2 separate regions of the Mus musculus genome follow, and region 2 is linked to region 1. A link is a loop called in an ENCODE intact Hi-C map of the cell type or tissue named here. Cell type or tissue: heart. All regions are shown on one strand.

Region 1 (8,000 bases):
ATTTTGGGTACCAGAAAGACTCACCCGAGAGGTCCAGACTGACCAAGGGAATACTAATGTCCCTCATCTTGGTGATGTCCAGGGCGTCAATAATAAAGAGAGAGCAGCGTTGGGGGATAATGTCGACATTTCCACTCCCAATGACGGTGATGTATTCTCCTGCTTTTTTACCACTAACTAGGAACTGGGTTTGGCCTTAATTCAGACAGCCTTGGCTCTGTCTGGACAGGTCCAGACGACTGACACCATTAACACTTTGTCAGCCTCAGTGACTACAGTCATAGATGAACAGGCCTCAGCTAATGTCAAGATACAGAGAGGTCTCATGCTGGTTAATCAACTCATAGATCTTGTCCAGATACAACTAGATGTATTATGACAAATAACTCAGCAGGGATGTGAACAAAAGTTTCCGGGATTGTGTGTTGTTTCCATTCAGTATGAGAAATTTACTAGGGCAGCTAATTTGTCAAAAAGTCTTTTTCAGTATATGTTACAGAATTGGATGGCTGAATTTGAACAGATCCTTCGGGAATTGAGACTTCAGGTCAACTCCACGCGCTTGGACCTGTCCCTGACCAAAGGATTACCCAATTGGATCTCCTCAGCATTTTCTTTCTTTAAAAAATGGGTGGGATTAATATTATTTGGAGATACACTTTGCTGTGGATTAGTGTTGCTTCTTTGATTTGGTCTGTAAGCTTAAGGCCCAAACTAGGAGAGACAAGGTGGTTATTGCCCAGGCGCTTGCAGGACTAGAACATGGAGCTCCCCCTGATATATGGTTATCTATGCTTAGGCAATAGGTCGCTGGCCACTCAGCTCTTATATCCCATGAGGCTAGACTCATTGCACGGGATAGAGTGAGTGTGCTTCAGCAGCCCGAGAGAGTTGCAAGGCTAAGCACTGCAATGGAAAGGCTCTGCGGCATATATGAGCCTATTCTAGGGAGACATGTCATCTTTCATGAAGGTTCAGTGTCCTAGTTCCCTTCCCCCAGGCAAAACGACACGGGAGCAGGTCAGGGTTGCTCTGGGTAAAAGCCTGTAAGCCTAAGAGCTAATCCTGTACATGGCTCCTTTACCTACACACTGGGGATTTGACCTCTATCTCCACTCTCATTAATATGGGTGGCCTATTTGCTCTTATTAAAAGAAAAAGGGGGAGATGTTGGGAGCCGCCCCCACATTCGCCGTTACAAGATGGCGCTGACAGCTGTGTTCTAAGTGGTAAACAAATAATCTGCGCATGTGCCAAGGGTATCTTATGACTACTTGTGCTCTGCCTTCCCCGTGACGTCAACTCGGCCGATGGGCTGCAGCCAATCAGGGAGTGACACGTCCGAGGCGAAGGAGAATGCTCCTTAAGAGGGACGGGGTTTCGTTTTCTCTCTCTCTTGCTTCTTGCTCTCTTGCTTCTTGCACTCTGGCTCCTGAAGATGTAAGCAATAAAGTTTTGCCGCAGAAGATTCTGGTCTGTGGTGTTCTTCCTGGCCGGTCGTGAGAACGCGTCTAATAACAGCTTATGTTTCTTAAATACTGGACATAGATAGAGTCTCCACATGAAGGGTAAAAACAGATCTGTAAAATACTTATTCAAAGGGAAATGTTCTAGTAGAAGGGAAATAATCCCCATTTTGTGTCTACCGTGGCCCAGTATGTTATTTATTACAATTTTTGTCTTCATAAATCCTATGTTCTGTTTTGCAGTGGAAGTGGTTGAGCAGTGTGCAAAGACAGGCTTAGGACATAGAATCTAGATTTGGCTCACTTGTATTTGAATCTAGAGCAGAATTTGCACCCTCACCACTGTTGATACCTAGGCTGCAGCATTTCCCGTTGACGGTCCACATCCCTAGCCTCTGCCCATTAGAGGGCAGTAGATTTTCCCCAATGGGACAGCTCAAAACATCTTCAGGTGATTTTAAATGTTCCTAGCAGGTTAAGATCTTCTGTTGAAATTTAGTTCTCTGCAATGTATATGTGCGAGTGTATATATATGTGTGTGTATGCACATACATATGATGTGATGTATGTGTACGTATATACATTATGTGTGTGTGTGTGTCTATATATGTATGTACATATATCTCTCCTTCCTTTTCATCTCTTCCTTCTCCTATCTGTCTTTTTCTTACCCTTGCATATTCAAAACAAAATTTGGGAAGTAACTTTAAGGACTCTAATTATGTTTAAACCTTTTTAAATATGAAAGTAATAAAAGCATTGTGAATCATTAGTACAAAATGTTAAAGATTATTTATAGTCTTACCACTTAGAAGGTTCCATGTTTGACATCTATTTAGTTTATGTATTTATCCTGTGTGTGTGCATACTTGTATGTGTGTGTGTGTGTGTGTTTAGGGCCCTTTTACTTTGGTAATTTCCTCTAATGGATAGCCTTGAAAATAACACTTCAAATAAAGGTTTTTACAGTTATCTGTGGGGAGATTGCTGGGGGCTGTACGCACGTGAGTGCAGAGGCCAGAAGACATGGTCATCTTCCTTGCAGTGGTCATCACAGGAGGTTGTGCGCTTCCTGTTGTGGGTGCTGGGAACCAAACTCAGGTCCTCTGTAAGAACAGTAAATGCTCTTGACCACTGAGCCATCTCTCCCACCTTCATAAATAGTGTTTGTCTGTATTTCGTAGGTAATATTCCAGCAAAATATTCTATATCCTAACAAGTTAATGTCATGATTTTTAGTAACTGCATCACATCCTCTTATACAAATATACACAGTGCAAACATCCCCCAAGTGGTGGGCACTTAGAGTTTTTCCAATTTATTATTTTCATAAATATTTCCTTACTGACTATATATGCACATGACCCTTCATGTAGACACCTGATAAATTTCCTAGGGTGTGCATTTCAGGGAAAAGAATAATTTGACCAAACTCTATATATTTTTAGGTTCTATTTCCTCAACTACTGTCAAGTTGCTCTCAACTGTTTAACCAATGGCTGCAGTGTTTCTCTCTTCTTCCATCTCCTCCTTCCCTCTCTCCCTCTACTCTACTCATGGACAGCGTTTCCATTTGTCTTCTATGACAACTGCCCTTTAAAAACTCCTTGAAAGGTAAAACTGGTATCTTAATGTTTTTTCTTTTTTTCTTTTCTTTACTTTTTTTTTTTTCTTTTTTTTTTTTTTTTTTTTTTTTGGTTTTTCGAGACAGGGTTTCTCTGTATAGCCCTGGCTGTCCTGGAACTCACTTTGCAGACCAGGCTGACCTCGAACTCAGAAATTCGCCTGCCTCTGCCTCCCAAGTGCTGGGATTAAAGGCGTGTACCACCAACGCCCGGCACCTTAATGTTTTAATTAGTATTTATTTCGTGATCTACAAACCTGCACATCTTTCCGTCCCTGTGTTTTTCTTATTCTTTGAAGTGTTTGTTAACAAGATGCATTCCTTCTTCACCAGCTGTAATTGCGCCTGACTGACTCTTTCATAGAACCTTGAGTTTTCACAATCAGACTTGCAGCAAAAGTTTTTCTAAGATTTTTAGTACAAGTAGAGAAATATTGGAGTGAAAATTCGGGAGAAGACGGGGAATTAATTGTGTGATGGCCACCAGGCGGCGCCATTGGCTCAGAATAGAATCATTGCTCTGGCGAGTAGGAGGCTATTACTTGACCCAGGGTCCTGAGCTGGGCTAAGTGAAGATCCTTGAGAGCTCTTTCCTGCATAGAACACCACTGGTCGGGTTTGTAGTTAACCTGACAGTGACCATGAGTGGGCCCGATGCGTTTGTATGTGGTCAGGGCCATTCCTGTTTTTGCTTAAAATATGTGACAGCTGTGCTTTACACAGTTGCCTAATAAACTGTACAGTTTCATGGTTTTCTGTGTATTCGTGTCACAGCAATCCATTTTAGAATATTTTTTATCATCTCAGAAAGGAACTTTATCTCTTTTTTCATCCCTGCCATCTCTCCCACCTCCTCTCCCCTTTCCCAGTACTGGAAGAGCACTGACTAATCTCAATTCTACCCCTGGGCCTACTTTCACAGTGACTTTACATACCTGGAACCTCCAGTAGGTGTTCTTTGTGATGTGGATTTGGTTGCTTTAGGCTGACAGTGCTGCCCCATCTGGCTTCCTGGCAGGAGACAGGGGCACTTTCAGGTCTGCTTGAAACAGTGACCTTTTAATATGATGGTTCTTCACTGTTTAGCCGGGAATGCTAGGATGGAAGATTTCTGGGCCCCAGGCCTCCCAGCAGCTTGGGTTTGGTGCCCTGGGTATCTACAACTGGTGACGCTTGTTTATTAGTAACTCTGACCCCCTGACAACCGAGCTGGCAGCAGTGGGGGGCTCAATCTGGAGGGGGGAAAAAGCCAGGTTTTAAATGGAGGCATCAGAGAAAGAAAGCCTTTCCCTGTGAGCCGCGGTGCCAACTCCAGCTTCAGCCCCTGTCCCTGAGCAGGCCGAGACGCTGCTTACTATCAAGCGCTCCTCCTTGACTTAGCCTGACAACAGGACATATCTGAAGGCCATCAAAACTAATGACATCAGCCTGACTTACTGCTCGGCTGGCAAGGATCTCAGCCCAGCGTAGCAGGAAGAGTGCTCAGTCTGATGCCTGAGGCTCACCAGAAAATTCCACTGGCTGGTGCCCGAGGCTGTTCTGAGACTCCAGTGAGAAGTGCCACAATAAAGCAAACCGATGCATGCGACAGAATCAAGGGTCAGAGTGGGACGTCTGGGAACTTCCTATCCACCCACCACGCGCGTTTCATAGAAAATTGAGTCTGAAGAGCTGACATTCTTTGCTGAAGGAGGGCCTATGACAGCTGTTGATGGAAGGTCAACTGTGGATCTGGGAGGCACGGCTCTCTGCTTCCTCTTTTCTTCCTTTGCCCACCCTTTTCCCACTCCCTTCCTTGGGATCAAAAGAATCAGATCCAATCACTCTAACTTTTCAGAATTGAGTTCTCATTTCTCCATGGCTACAGACCTAGTGGATCTGTAAATATTTGTGCTGAATGGGTCTGAGTTGAAATAATGGCATCTGAAGAAATCATCGATGACTGTAGGAACATCAGAGAGCAGCGTCAAGTTCCTCGGGGCCTGAGTCTTGTGCAACTTGGAAACCCGTGTTAAGAAAAGCAATACAAACTCATATTTCAAAAGGGCTGGAACAGATGGCTCAGTGGTTAAGAACACTGACTGCTATTCCAGAGGACCAAGGTTGGATTCTGAGCACCCACATGACACCTTACAACTCTCTCTAATTACAGATCCAGGGAACCCAGTGCCCTTTTCTGAACTCCACAGGCATCAGACAGACGCATGATGTATAGACTGCATGAAGTCAAAACACCCATGCACATGCAATTGGAAAATAATGGTAATGGCTGCAAGGCCTTTGAAATAGCCACACTCATTGTGCATGCAATGAGGGACTGCATTCAACTTCCCTGTCAGACTACTGCTAGGACTTTGTAGACTGGAATAGACCTGTTTGTAGAAACGACAGCTGGTATACTGGGAAGTATTTCATAACCCTCTTCTCTCATGGAATAAAGACAGCCCTAGAAATAGACGGGTACTGAACACGTGTTCCATGTGAGGAATACCAAAGAGAGCAATGAGGTCTGGAAAGGGCTGCCTCACTCAGGATGTGTGGTACTGAAGCCCAGGTAGAGGGTGAGGCCAGCTTCCTTCCCAGCTACCCACGTCTCAGTTTGTTCTCGGAGAATCTTTCACAGTTATTCTTCTTCTGAGTGCTTTGTCCAAAGGGGAGATCAGCATGGATAAAGCCATTTAGCATTGAGGGGTGAGAACAGGCTCAAGATTTACACAAATTTTTGAAGTTCTGTGTCACGGGTGGAGTCCCTTAAGTCCACATCACTGTCCTGAAGTGAACAGAAGGAAGATGTATGACCAGGGTGGCCTTTCCTCAAAGTGTGCCTGATGTCCCTGAAATAATAGGACAAATGCACACCCAGTAATCTGTCCCAACATCATTCTAGAAAACAACACGTTCACCCATTCTGTTAAGTGGTGACCTCAGCATTAGACTTTCTTCCTTTGTTTCTACCCTGTTGTCTGCCGCTTTCCAAATGGTACAACTTGGGAGTAGAGATAATTCCAGGCTCAGGAGAACTTGGTTATTTGCCTCATTCCTTTTCATTGTTGGGTCTGGCTCTGCTGAGTTTCTGTGAGGAAGAGGGCAGTCAGAATTGTGGAGTGGAGTCCCATTAGGTAAATGCTGCAGTGCTGGTTTCCTTTCCTCAGATGCCCTCGGATGGCAGGGAGACCTGACAAGGGACCATGTGTCTGGCCATTGCAGATGCATCAGCTTGGATGCCAGATTTGGTGTTCCTCAGAAATGAGCACGGGGGTGGAGAGGAGCTTGGAAACTACAGAGGACTCACAACATCTCCATGAAGGGCAACCCAGAGGGCCCCAGAGCCTGTGGTTCTGAGGTGCACATGTCCATTTCTGGTGCTGTGACCAATCCCATCACTTGGGTATCATTCTCTGTTTTGACATGCAGATTGTAGACATCTTCAGGAGTACTTCCTGGGTAATTCTAAAACTTAACAAATCCATCCTGTATGAGCCATTAAGAAATCCTCTCTATAGAAAAGCAGAAAAAGCCACGTTCAATAGGGATTTTGAATCTTATAATAATTAGTTGGTCTTGGGGAATGAGGCAAAACTATTGCTTTAAAAACAATAACTACAAGGGCCCATGAAGTGGCTCAGCAGGTAAAGCATATTGCTGTGCAAGCCAGGAGACCTGTGTTTGATCCTCAGGACCCATATGAATTTGGAAGAAGGAAACAGAGTCCACAGAGACGTTATACATACACACATTCATATGTCAATACTCACAGTAATATTGAATAACTCTAAAACCTCAACCATACCCCATATAATGCAAACAACCTGTGCATCAGCCTATAGAAAGCAACTCTGCTTTCTGTTAGGTATTTTCCAGTAGGCAGATGGTAAAAGATGCTAGTAGAGACAGAGTGGAACCTTCTGGATACTTGTCTCCTACATAGATACTCTGTCACGCTGCAGTTTGCCATTGTCCAGGCATATTTATTTACTTTCGTGTCTGCTTATCATGTATTTAGTTATTTCTTCATCCATACCTGAGTCTGGGGGGAAATAAAATGGACATGGAATAAGTATGTAGTTAATATCACCTGTTTATAGAGAAGGACACTAGTATTCAAAGAGTTGAGAGCATTTGTCACATAAGGTTGTACGTTGTACATGTCCTACACGTTATAAAATGATAACCACAGCTGACCTTTATTAAACATTTAGTATTGGCCAGAATTCATACAAAAGGCCTTAAGAAGAATATTTTATTTTATCCTGATGTCATCCCACAAATGTTGGTATTTTTAGTGTCTTCTCTTTACAGAAGAGGTCATACAGCCAGTTTGATGGAGCCAAGACTCAAACTCAAGCAGTCAGACTACAGAGGCTGTGCCTTTCAGAGCCCACAGCAGTGTTCCTTGCATGCCTGCCTGCTCCACACGTGGGTCACCAGCCCCATATGGCTCCTAGGCAGGTGCCAGATGGGTCACTTAAATTGCCAGACTCCCTAAGTACAAACTACACAGAATATGCTGTGGATAGTGTGAGAAAAGAGTGTAAAACATCCCAATAGTAGGTCTTTTTTCTTTTCTTTTCTTTTCTTTTCTTTTCTTTTCTTTTCTTTTCTTTTCTTTTCTTTCCTTTTCTTTTCTTCTTTAATATCAACAGTATGTTAAAATAACAGCAATTTGGATAGACTGAGATAGATTAAAATGAACTTATTGAAATTTAGTTTCCCCTGCTTCTTTTTGCTTTCTGAAGTGAAGCTATCAGACAACTTTCAATTATATGTAAGGTTTACGTTCTATTGCTATCAGGTGGTGTTGCAGTATACTATTCCAAATAGACTGAAACTTGCCCAGACTGTGGTTGGTGCCCCTCGGTAACCTAGGTGAGGCTTTGCTTAGGATGGTGGGGTGGGACGCTCCTAAGTCC
Region 2 (8,000 bases), 150 kb after region 1:
GCATTCGACAAAATCCAACACCCATTCCTGATAAAAGTCTTGGAAAGATCAGGAATTCAAGGCCCATACCTAAACATGATAAAAGCAATCTACAGCAAACCAGTAGCCAACATCAAAGTAAATGGTGAGAAGCTTGAAGCAATCCCACTAAAATCAGGGACTAGACAAGCCTGCCCACTCTCTCCCTACCTATTCAACATTGTACTTGAAGTCCTAGCCAGAGCAATTCGACAACAAAAGGAGATCAAGGGGATACAAATTGGAAAAGATGAAGTCAAAATATCACTTTTTGCAGATGATATGATAGTATATATAAGTGACCCTAAAAATTCCACCAGAGAACTCCTAAGCCTGATAAACAGCTTCAATGAAGTAGCTGGATATACAATTAACTCAAACAAGTCAATGGCCTTTCTGTACACAAAGGATAAACAGGCTGAGAAAGAAATTAGGGAAACAACACCCTTCTCAATAGTCACAAATAATATAAAATATCTTGGCTTGACTCTAAGGAAGTGAAAGATCTGTATGATAAGAACTTCAAGTCTCTGAAGAAAGAAATTAAAGAAGATTTCAGAAGATGGAAAGATATCCCATGCTCATGGATTGGCAGGATCAATAGAGTAAAAATGGCTATCTTGCCAAAAGCAATCTACAGATTCAATGCAATCCCCATCAAAATTCCAACTCAATTCTTCAACGAATTAGAAAGGGCAAGGAGCACTCTTAATGGTAAGTGTCTGGTGCAAAGCAGGAAGGGAGAGGGTAAAGCTCGCAAACTTGAGGAAATCAGAGCTTTGCATGCTCTGTGCTTCATGCTGCTCATTCAGGAGACCCATGCTTTCTCCTCTGTGACTGGCCATTAGTGTAACTTATAGCAACAATCCATAATCTAACTTCAGCTTTATTATTTTGGCCTTTATTCTATGCTTTCAGTAAGTGAAGCTCAGGGAGCTATTTTCACCCCCTTCTACCACACCCAATGTCCACTGTTCATCATTTCGACATGCAGTCAGCTCCGGAATACCACGTGGTTGGGACTGGGGAGTGAATACAGCAGCGAGGACAGGTGAGCAGGGATGTCACCTTTATGACAATTGTGTGTAGCCTGCAAGGACACCATGCTCACCTTTCCAATGCTTGTGTCCTGTAAAATACACCCCAGTTTATATCCTGATCACCTTTCCCTTCTATTATCCCATTTCCTCTTAAATTCTAATTCTTTTATCTACTATCCCTCCTGCCTCTAGCTTCATGTGTATACCATGGCCAGTATCTTTTTATTCTACAGTGCTCATCATACCATTGTCCTGTTAAAATCTTTAATGGTCCCCCCTACCCCCACAAAAAAGTAAAACATAGACCCTTGGGTCCACCTGGACTTGCCACAACCTAGGAACTTTTTCCCATTTCTCATTACTTCTTGGATTTCCCAATGTTAATTTCTAATACAGACACATAGAGCACAGTAGAAGACTTCCCTTCAGCATTTCAGTACGTAATAAAACTGAGTCCCAAAGAATTCAGTTACTGAGAGGTTCAGTAGATGCTAAAGACAACATAGCATTCACTGAAAGGCCAGAAACAGTCGATGAGAAGGACCAAACCCCAGAGAGCTCAGAAGCTCCTGGATCTTGATGCAGAATATGATTCCTAAACTTATAATTTTAGGAGAATATCTTGATGGAGAATAACTATCCCTGCCAATTGATTCAATGTCCACTGCCTCCTTATGCCTCCCCAAAACCCTGTCTCTCCTTCACAAACTCCCATGCTGATCCTGCAGGTGGCTGTGCATTAATTACGTATTTGCCAACAGCCTTACACACTGTCCCATGTCTGGATATGGCATTGGCCCATCAGAAATCTGACTTAGTTAGATAACTATTCCATGGGACTCCTGAATACTCAGGGTAACATGACTATAAGTAAATGGCTTCCTAGCCCAGAGCCCTAAAAGATATGACCCAGAGTACCTAATGCCCCAGACATAGTGAACCTTACATACTATGCATTCCACGCTTCACGCCATCCACAACGTTACTCTGAGTCCCTGTAAAGAGTCCTCATTTTCCAAACATCAACACTCAGCTTCTAATTCACTTCCTTGCTGATTTCCATTTCTGGTACAAGCTATTTCCTGATTGCACCTCCTCTGCTCCTCAATGAAAACATACTAACGGCATGCTTACTGTGAACCATGAGTGAAATAGAATCTCTCCTTCAAATACATATTTTTGTTTTTGTTTTCTAAAAGGGCCAGATGGAAACATAAAGCAAATGCATAGTATTTCATGTGAAGATAAATATTAAGAAGCTATGTAAAATGGAGAAGAGAGAGAAAGAAACAATTAGGGTTACCAGACAAGCTTCTTTCTATTAGCATTATGTAGGGTGCTGAACTTTATATAGCTATTATATAGGGTGCTGCTGTCATGTTCTGAATTCCTTTACTCTATCAACATTTATATGTTGAGCATAATTTCTGATGTGATATCATGGGGTGGGCTGTGATGTTGTTCAACGCTCATGGGTGAGCTTAGTGCCCTTATTTGTCCCTCTTCACCACATGAGACCACCATTAAGGAGGCGCAGCCTCTGAGGAAGGACAACCTCAGGACATTAGGGACACCTTGTCTTGGATTTTCTAGGGATCACAAGAAATGTTATTTGTTTATAAATTACTCAGGCTAAGGTCTTCTCTTATAAGTAAACCAAACTGATTAAGATACTTAGCTGTCTCTGACATATCTAAGAAAAGACTGGAATGTAGTAGAGGACGGGGTCCTGTGGATGTCTTGGGAAAGTTCTCTCTGGACAGAAGAGGACCCAGCAGGAGGTCCCATAACAGACCAGGGAGCATGAGGAGATAGGAGAGGGCAGAGACCTAGGCAAGGAGGGGAAGGGAGTGAAAGCTGAGGACAGCTGTGGTGTAGGCAGGGCTTGCAGGTTTTACCAGACTCTGAATCTTAGGATTAAAAAGATGACTTGCCAGAGGACTCTAGAAAATGAGTAACAATCTGACATGAGTTTTTAAAGATGGGCAGGACAAGTGCATTTGAGAAAGGGTGGTGCTAGAGCCGGTGTGATAATAGAAACAATAACAGACTGGCTGTGGTGGGAGAGAGAGAAAAGTTAAAGACTTTCCAAGACTTCAGCTTTAGCGTTTCAAGGAAGGGCACTTCCACTTCTGAGCAGATGACAGATGGCAGCCCAAAGGGTGAAGTGAGGAAGTCAGAGTTTGGTTTGGGATGCCGAGTTTGAGGTATTTAATTGGCAGTTGGATATACAAACCTGGGTTTCCTAGAGATGTATGCGTTAGAGATATAAATTTGATAGTCACTGAAATAAAGGCCACAAAGGGATGTGCTGGCAGGTGAGCCAAGCTAGACAGAGCTCTGGGAGAAAGCCCAGAAGCTCTGCCTCGTTTCCAGATTAAAAAGACGGACAGCCAGAGGACAAGTAAGCATGGTGCCAGCCTTGAGCTGAGGGAAACTATTCTAATGCCTGAGGTGGTCACTGAGAGCAAACACTGCTCACAAGCTGGGTAAGACTTATGGCAGCTGTGTAGTCCCTGAGACAAGCATTCACATCGTTTTTTTTCCTTTAGGCCTTAGACAATCTAAATGCTGAATTAGCAAATCAAAAGTAATAGTTGCCAGTCACAGAGAACAGGATGTCCTCTCTGTTGATGCCCTGCCCCATGAGCAGATGGCTTCATCAGGGCAGACTAGGAGGAAGAAGGTAACCACTATGCCACGTGCTCTTGCCTCATCAGAGTGACACTGTCCAAGCGACACTTCCAGGCTGAAAAACTTCAGAGTTTTTAGGAATCTAAGGTGAAGGGTTGGGGAAGAAATGAAAACCAACAGAAAAGCAATGGGGGGGGGGGGGGCGATGAGGAGGAGAGGGAGGGAGTTTGAACACACCAGACTGTCCAGAGTGACAGAAATCCAAACTGAAAAACTATGAAGAGTAAAACACAGGGAACTGAAAACAAAGGGGAAGGGGGAGAAAGGAGGAGGGGGAAGGAAAGGGAGAGGGAGAGGAGAGAGGGGAACGGGGAAAGGGAGAGAGGAAGAGAGGGAGAGAGGGGGAGAGGGGGAGAAGGGGAGAGGGAGGAGACTAAGAAAAGAGGAGACTGTGAGGGGGGAAAGAGATGACTGAAGTAATGGAGAAAAGAATCACAGGAAGGCAAGAAGACAGGAACCCAAGCAAGCCTGATATCTACGGGTGCCTGCAGGAGGAGCAAGGGTGAGACAGCAGGGCAGCTTGCACTGACAAGAGCCAGAGCTGCAGGAAGCCTGAGTTCTGAGGAGACAGGGGCAGTTAGGGAGAATCCCCCATAAAGCCTCCGTGAATCAGAAGAAACAAGACCAGTGCCCACATTGAAATGCTCAGGTGACAAGAATGACAGCAGCCCTGAGGTGACAAGTCTCTAGACTGCCCCACTCTTCCCCAGGCTACCGCAATATCCAAGGCCCTTAAAGTGAGAAACAAAACAAACCGTTGTTAGCTAGATGACCGGCCCTATTAATATTTGGATAATTAAGGGAAGATATCCTCTATGTATTTTCAAAAAAAATAATAACCCTCTTTTGTGGGAAGGAGTCCATTTTCTGCTTGCTAAGACTTCGTTTAGTAAGGAAAGAGAAATCAAGGCAACAGGGTCTGAATTATTATTTTTCCAAATGAGTGGAAGGGCAGCGGCTGCTGCTGCCAAAGCTGCTTTGAACAATAGATTTTTGACACGGAGACTGAAATCTAAACAGCATGAAGAGATCTCGAAAGCTGAGCCGTCCCCATTATCTCATGCTTGTGCGACTACAGTCCAAAAATTGAGTGATGAGTCCCCATTTGTGCAAGCAGCCGAGCGGTCCAAGGCCTGAGAAGGGTGCTGATTGCCCATCTGCTTGTTTATACAGCCCGGAGACGGTGACTGGACAAACAGCTCATTTCCCTTGGAACTGGACCAAACCAGGGTGTGTGTAGTGGGTGAGGGGTGCTGCATATGTGACAAGAGGAAAGGGAAGATGTCTCATGGGAAAGGGCCTTGAGATCAAAGCTTTCGACCAGCAAGCCAAGCAGAGATTGGTGCAAGCAGCTGGCCTCCCACAAAGGCTTCCTTTCCACAGCTTTTGGCATCCTAGTCACCCACCCTGCCACTCAGGCACAGAGCTGGACCTCCACTCCAAGTCAGGCCATTTCCAGATATTCAGATGAACGAGTCAAAATGGCAAGTGTCAACACCATGCCAGCCTCCTGGTTTTGGCAGCGAGACTGATTCTGTTTCAGTGAGTTTCTGGCCTGTTTTAGACTTGAGTTGCACCTTACTGTCTTTTGCTACACTGTACAACAGTTTACATTTCTATTGCTCCTTAACAGAAGACAGTAGCCTACCTGAGGATGAGGACTTGAAGCCCCTCAAACTCCACAGCAGAGACCTTCCCAAGCGAAGGGCCACCGTCCCTGCTTACGGTTACTGACCGGTAACTCTCAAAACTGCTTCTGCTTCCCTACTTACCAACATAAGGAAGTACCTTTCCCTTCACCATGTGCAGAAGTCAGTGACGACTGGCACCTATCAGAGTCCCTGTAATAGGGTTGTGAGGATTTGCTCAAGACTCTATTCCTCTAGTGAGTGGTGACATTATCTGTAAGCCAAGCTTGGGGGGGTGGAGAGGGGAGATTGATGCAGGAGGATCATAAACACAAGGCTGGCCTGGGCTACACAGCAAGACCTTGTGTTTGTCACAAACAAGCCCTGTTCTCCGGAGAGAGGAAAACACATCTATTTCTACTCAAAATTGTTGAGCATGGCAATAATTAGCTCCCTGCTGCCATACAGGACGGGCTAACGCACAGCAGTCTAGCCCTGGAGGAGGATGAAACAAAGCGGGCCCTGGATGATTTGCGTCTAATCATCCAGAACGCATTGCAAGCATACTATGGACAAGCTACTTGATGTCAGGGAGAGCTGTACAAAGAAGACAATACAAACCCGATTTCAGATATTTATCTCTAGGCATCTAGAGAGACACATAGTGGATATAAGGAGACATGTAATAAACTCCATTGAAGAAAGTCTAGCATTGCTTACCTGCTCCACCCGGGCTGGAAAGATCACATCCCTGAGATGTGGAATTGGGTGAGTAGGAGCCTAAGGTCTGCAGAGGAAACTCAGCAATTCGGCAGCCCCCGTCATCCCAGCCTGCTGCCTATATCTACTGTGCCCTTGTCTCTAGCCCGCAGCATGTGTGCTGTGGCTCAGACTCTGCTATTAGAGGAGCTGGTAGCAAGAGGAAATGTTCTTACCAGATCATTATGAGAACAGTGGAGTTATCTGGTCTGAGCAACTTAATGACAGTATACCAATGATAGCAGCAGCATGGTGGATATGTCTGATTTCTGCACATCCCAGTGGTGCACCACTGGCTCAATCCATTTCTTCCCGGACAGGGTCGCTGTGTGCATGGCATTTTGAATCGAGTGTGCAAAGGTATTGTCTTGGGGATTGGCTGTTTTAGCAACCGCTAAGGCACTTATCATTGCTTGGTGGTGGACTGGACGGCACCTATGTGAGAGATGTACAAAACAGCACAGGCCCACAGTCTCCCAGTCCCAGAGAGGGAAGAGCAACCTCACACTGAGGAATTATGGAGGGCGGCTGGAAGGCTGGAGAAGATGCTTGAGAGGAGAAGCATGGTCAGGGCACCTATATGAGGGATGTACAAAACAGCACAGGTCCACAATCTCCCAGTCCCAGAGAGGAAAGAGCAACCACACACTGAGGAATTCTGGACAAGAAAAAAAAAAAAAAAAAGGAATACCAGAAAGAAGGAGACCTCAGTGCATTAAGCCCAAACAGCTTGTGAGATAGTTATCCAAAGAAGGAAATGTGCCCCAGCACTGCTGTCTCTAGTCTTTGGAAGGTAGACGCAGAAAGTCACACAATGTAAAATTTTCTTGTTATACAAAACTGTGGCTCAAAGACAGATTTACACACAGGAATAAACTCTTAATACAAACCAACAGTGGCCATGTATCAGTTCATGTACCCACTGGCTTTCTTCAGGTCCTTATGTAGTACTTTAGATCGGTGGTTCTCAATCTGTGGGTCATGACCCCTTTGAGGATGACATATCAGATATATATATTAAAATTCCTAACAGTAGCAAAATTACAGCTATGAGATAGCCACAAAACTTATTTTATGGTTGGAGGGGTCACCATACCATGAGGAACTATATTAAAGGGTCCCCGCAGATTTAGGAAGTCTGGGGACCATTTCTGTAGATGTTTTGTTTGTCCCACCCCCATCTCCTGGCAATGTTCTGATCTTTCCTTTATACTGTCACAGACTGGAGCAAACAAGAGCCACATTTATATTATATTGTCACAGACTGGAGCAAACAAGAGCCACATTTTGTAGCTCACTTATATTTAGGTGTCTCTTGGATGCTGTCCACTCAATACTTTTGAGAAATAAATGTAACACAGAGATATATGGTATTTTAATATCAGCGAATATGTGGTGTGATCCTGGAGGAGAGGCCCCACAAGGGGGTAAATTCATCATTTTAAATTAAGACAGGTGCTGTGTTAACCTCACACACCTGGAACATGTAATCAGAATCCATGAACTTTAATATAAATTCCACATCCTGGTTACTTATCTATATTTTCAGGAACAGTAAATTGATATATGAAGTAAAAATTGAGAATTTTTCCAACATGGATTTGAAAATGGCCCTTAACTCTCTCTGCACACTCTACTGGCTCCATTCCAATCGGAGAGAGCGTCTGAGAGCCTGTGGGCAGCAGTATAATCTGCTGGGATTATTTTCTGATCTCTCACAGCTTACAAAAAACAATGTTATCTACAAGACTCACAGGGAGAACAAATTTAAGTACAAATGACACATTCAGTCCCACATGATCATAATTTCCTGCTATGTCTACAAAAACTATTCGTAAGTCTATGTCTAAATTCTCTTTAC

What was found. Hi-C counts contacts between places; a loop is a spot of excess contacts. Peaks named below come from ENCODE experiments on the same cell type or tissue, not always from the same donor. Only the 100,000 strongest peaks of a DNase experiment are listed, where the experiment ranks them.
Region 2: it touches region 1 in a loop (2.3-fold over the local background); 3 of 42 quality-filtered maps call a loop at or near these places.

What each region holds. Positions count from the first base shown.
Region 1 is chr2:113,803,462-113,811,461 of GRCm38, reverse strand. All of the region lies in intron 2 of Scg5 (secretogranin V), which reads left to right. Among named protein-coding and RNA genes, the nearest start is that of Scg5, 22 kb to the left of the region's middle. In heart, a CTCF peak has its summit at 3,578 (motif pointing right); no DNase peak of the experiment used is centred here.
Region 2 is chr2:113,651,810-113,659,809 of GRCm38, reverse strand. All of the region lies in intron 16 of Fmn1 (formin 1), which reads right to left. Among named protein-coding and RNA genes, the nearest start is that of 4930533B01Rik, 53 kb to the left of the region's middle. In heart, no CTCF peak of the experiment used is centred here; DNase peaks (open chromatin) are centred at 3,719, 4,949 and 5,559; H3K27ac peaks cover 208 bases.